2 separate regions of the Homo sapiens genome follow, and region 2 is linked to region 1. The links are chromatin loops, found by intact Hi-C in ENCODE. Cell type or tissue: PC-9. All regions are shown on one strand.

Evidence for each region. A loop is a pair of places that touch in the nucleus more often than their neighbours do. Peaks named below come from ENCODE experiments on the same cell type or tissue, not always from the same donor. Only the 100,000 strongest peaks of a DNase experiment are listed, where the experiment ranks them.
Region 2: it touches region 1 in a loop (1.9-fold over the local background); 10 of 110 quality-filtered maps call a loop at or near these places.

Annotation. Positions count from the first base shown.
Region 1 is chr1:67,213,556-67,216,055 of GRCh38, reverse strand. The region is part of intron 6 of IL23R (interleukin 23 receptor); the gene reads right to left. Among named protein-coding and RNA genes, the nearest start is that of IL23R, 48 kb to the right of the region's middle. RefSeq lists an enhancer at 552-691. In PC-9, a CTCF peak has its summit at 1,478 (motif pointing left); no DNase peak of the experiment used is centred here.
Region 2 is chr1:67,059,742-67,062,241 of GRCh38, reverse strand. No RefSeq gene overlaps it. Among named protein-coding and RNA genes, the nearest start is that of SLC35D1, 6.8 kb to the right of the region's middle. In PC-9, no CTCF peak of the experiment used is centred here; a DNase peak (open chromatin) is centred at 1,311.

The DNA of each region.
Region 1 (2,500 bases):
GAAATATAGGTCTGACTTTCATGAGAGTTGGGAGGGCTCCAGTTTCTAGCCTACATACAGGTGTAGCTGAGGCCTTGGGAATAGGTGAAAGGAGTAAGAAAGAGAGGAGACAGTGAGATGGTAGGTATGAAGGGAATGTCAATGTTTAGGGAATTGGCAGAAAAAATAATTTACAAAGGAAAGGGCATCCAGAAATATTGATAGAAGACTAACACATTCTTGAAATGGGAAAACCAAGAGGAGAGACATTTTCAGGACAAGGTGGTCAACAGTGTCAAATGCTAGAGTAGGATGAAGACTGCCAAGGTTCTTGGTCTTTATTGTTTGGAAAGATGCTACCATCTTCCTCTCCTCACACGAACTGGTTCCAGCAGCAGGTGGAGAGCCTTGATGACATTTTGAGGTGGATTGCAATAATGCCCAGGTAATTTCCCAGCCCCATATCCTGGCCCTTTACCATGTAGCTTTGAACGTTCTCCCATTCTGGCTCTGGTTTGTCCATGTAGCTTGCTTTGAGCCAACAGACATTGGTAAGCCTGATATAAGCAGAGGATTGAAAGACACTGGAAAGATTGGGCCTTAGGTACTCTTGCCCTCTGCCATCACCATAAGGACATGCCCAGGCTAGCCTGTTGATGGCAGAAAGAGGACCAGGAGACATGTAGAGGAGAGCTCATGCAAAGACATAGGAGTGAGCCAGCTGAGCTGCAAACACATGCCCAATTCCAGCAAAGCTCACCTTAGACCAGCTGGACCCCACTGACATTGAGAAATAAATGTTTATTGTTATATGTCCCTTCAGCTTTTGTGGCAGTTTGTTACACATTATTGTGTAGCAGGACGAGCCGCAGACAAAACCTCTCAGACACCGAGTTATAGAAGGAAGGGCTTTATTCAGCTGGGAGCATCGGCAATCTACCGCCTTAAAATCCGAGCTCCCCGAATGCACAATTTCTGTCCTTTTAAAGGGCTCACAACACTACAGATTTCACATGAAAGGGTCGTGATTGATTTGAGCAAGCAGGCGGTACGTGACAGAGGCTGCATGCACCAGTGGTCAGAGAGAAACAAAACAGGGCAGGGAGTTTCACAATGTTCTTCTATACAATGTCTGGAATCTATGAATAACATCGCTTTCTAAGTTATGAGTTGATTTTTAACTACTGGGTTTTGGCCAGGCAGGCCCAGTCCTGGTTTCGGGCCTGGTGCTGGGTTGCCTGTCTTTGCTTTTACTTCCTTGTTGTTTTTTCTTAAAACAGGTACTGAGTATAAAAAAATATAAAACAATATGAGAGGGTCTCTCTCTTCCCTCAATCGTAGCAGTAGATAGCCGATATACCAATCCCTCTTATTTCATGTAAATAGGAGTATGTAATAGACTAGAAAAATGTTTAGAAAATAGAAAGGAATTATATTACCAGTGTCTCTGAATAAGTTTTCAGAAACCAACTGTTTTCTGGTTGAAACTCTCATTCTCTGCTCCCCCTGGTGGTGCTACATAGGCCATCTTGGTAACAGGTACATTTGAGCTCACTTTTCAAAACCTTCTCTTTGTCAGAAGTGGCAAATGGAACTGAAAGAATATTTGTTATCTCATATGGTCTTCATAACAATCCTTTGTGACAGGTAGTATTAGCTCCATTATATAAATAGGGAAACAGAGTTTGAAAGAGGTCAAGCCAGATTTTTTTGAACTTATACCATCAGTAACTGAGTGCCTCTCACAGACTCTACATCACTTTAAAGACCACATAAATATTTAGAAAATGAAAAGACAGGTCTCAAACCAACTTTGAAAAGCTAGTTATATTTTGTAATCAAGATTACATAGTAGGTGGTTTTTCTCTGAGATGTTTATTTTCTTTCTTTTTATAGAGATGGGGGTCTCACTGTATTGCCCCGGCTGCAGTGCAGTGGCTATCCCTGGTGGGATCATAGTGCATTACAGCCTCAAAACCCTGGCTCAAGTGATCTTCCTGCCTCAGTCTCTCAGGTAGCTGAATATAGGCTTGTATCACCCCTCCCAGCTGAGATTTATTTTCTTCTTGCTATCTCTGAGCCTTTACTAAAATCTGTATATATTCCAACCTGGTCTAAGCTAGACTTCTAGGGAATTCAGAAGGGAGAGAGGTAAATGAGGTGGGAGCAAGATGTTTGTAAATGTTCTCCCAGAGGCAGCTGTGTCTCCAGAGACAAAATCTGAAGCTTTGACCTGGAACCATCTTTCAAGAGATAACTAGAGTCATGTGTCACTTAACGACAGGGATACATTCTGAGAAATGCATCATTAAGCGATTTCATCATTGTACGAACATCATAGATTGTAATTACACAAACCTGGGTGGTATAGCCTACTACACACCTAGGCTATATGGTATAGCCTGTTGCTTCTAGGCTACAAACCTATAAAGCATGTTACTGTACTGAATCCTGCAGGCAATTGTAATATAAATCACTAGGTGACAGAAATTTTTCAGCTGCATGATAAGTTTATGGGACC
Region 2 (2,500 bases), 150 kb after region 1:
AAAAGATTCCAGTGCTTAGGGAAACAGGAATGGTGGAGCATATTTATCACATGTAATCTACACACCCATCCCTCAACATCCTTGAGAGAATCCAGAGGAAATCCCATAACTGACATGTGGAGAAACACACTTGTGTATAGACCATGTACATCCTTGAGAAGTTCTGTTGTGGCTGTGCTCTGTAAGCTAGGTATAATGGGAATTTTCAGTATTGAGATGGGCTCCGCAATTTAATAGAGATGTTGGAAGTTCTGGAGTATCAGAGGCAAGCAGTAGTACTTAACCACAGAAGACAAGGTAGGGGGCATATTTATTATAAAAGGAAAGCAGTAACATAGTGGTAATCATAGTTTTAAGCCATAGGAATTTTGGGCAGTATCCTATTGATTATAATGTCCCTAAGAATGAAATAGTTAGACAACCTAGTAAAATGGTCCTTAATCTCTATAACAGTAAAAACCAGACCTGACAGCAAAGAAAACTGACTGGAGTCTCAGAAATGGACAGTCACGGTCTTTTATTCAGTTTCCAGACCTAAGCCATGTACAATACGAGAATCTCTTGGATTGAAGGAGAGATCAGGTCTCTTTGAGGAAGGCCCTATATCATAGCCACAAGTGTATACTGTATATCTTCTTTCAAGTCTTCCTCAAAGGAAACTGCTGCCATTTACTAGGGTGACTGTGTAGTAACAAAAAGGAAATACCCAGACCTTTTGTGGGATTATCAAACACTGGCCAACCGATACTAATTCCTGGGCACTTACAGTCCTGCAGTCTACCAGTTAAACTGGGGGCTTATGTAGCGTCTTAGTCAGTTCAAGCTGTTTTAATGAAATATTACTGGGTAGCTTATAAACAACAGAAATTCATTTCTCCCAGTTGAAGGCTGGGAAATCCAAGATCAAGATGCAGGCTGATTTGGTGTCTGGTGAGTGCCTGATTTCTGGTTCATAGGTGGTATCTTCCAGCTGTGTCCTCACATGTTGGAAGGGGTAAAGGGTCTCTCTCAGGGCTCTTTTGTAAGGGTACCAATTCTTTTCATGAAGTCTTCACCCTCCTGACCTAATCACCTCCTAAAGACCTCACCTCCTAAAACTATCACCTTAGAGGTTAGGATTTTGTGAACATTGTCAGATTCAAAATGTAGTCACTTGTGTCAAACCCTAGCAAAATGGAGCTAGAGAAGGCTATGCTGGTAGGGCTCTCACACACAGTTTGCCTGATAACACAAACTATCACAGGACATTTTTCCAAACCACAGTTTACTACGTGAGTCACACAAAGACAGCTGGCAGCACAAGGACAGCTAGCCGCTTACACAAGAACACATGCCTGACACACTGACTCACAAACCCAATTCTAAATGTAAAGGCCTAACTGAAACTCCAAGATTACAAGTCCTTCCTAAGGACCACTGACATTCACATATCAAAACTCTTCAGCTCTTGTAAGATGCTGCCAGCACCAAAAAACTTTCTTTTAAAACAACTTGCATAAATCTCCTCTTTCTCCAATAAAATCCTAACCTTTTACTCTGTTCTCCATATATACTGGAGGCCATCCTGGTTTGTATATATGTCCCAAATTACAATCCTACGTCTTGTATACTATTCCCAAACAAAACCTTTTTACTTAGAGATTCATCTCTATTTTCACATGACAATTTCAATACATGAATTTGTTGGGGGACACACACATTTAGACTATAGAAGTGAGTCAGGTGATAATTGGAGACCTAGCCCAACTTTGAAACACGATGTGCTCAGTAGGTCCACAAATCCACTGTGTGTTTTTGTCTCCAGCTCTTGAATGTATAATTGGAAGAGACATATGTTTAGGCATAATAGATATGCTAGGCAGCTGGTAAAATCCTCACAGTGTCTGTGTGACCCATGGAATAAGGACCACGATAGTAGAAAGAGGAAGCCTCTGGAGCTTTCCTTCCCTTTCAGGACAGTACAAAAAAAGATATGCCACATCTTTAGAGGAGTTGCAGAGATTAGTGCCATCATCAAAGACTTGAAAGATGGATGAATCCTATCACATCTCCATTTAAGTCACCTGTTTGTCCAATGCAGAAGAGAAATCTTAGCAAATAACTGAGTGTGGTTATAAACTTAATCAGGAGGTGACTCCAATGTTAGTTGATGCTCCAGACGTAGTGTTACTAGGGCAAATCACCATGACATTTCCTGACACCTAGTGTGTAGCTATTAACATGGCAAATGTTTTGTCTCTATATTAATTTATAGGGTCCAACTAAAACAGTTTACCTCTTACATGTCAGGGCCAGCAGTATAGCATCATTGGATTGACATCCAATCTTTTACTCTTTGCCATAATATAGTTCACAGAGATCTTGATCATCTTAATATTCTCATACAAAATAAACTGGTTCAACACATTGATTAAATTATGTTGTTCAGATCTGATAAATGCAAAGTAGTAAGCATTTTGGATGGCAAAATAAGACAACTAGGATCTCAACTGTCAGGATT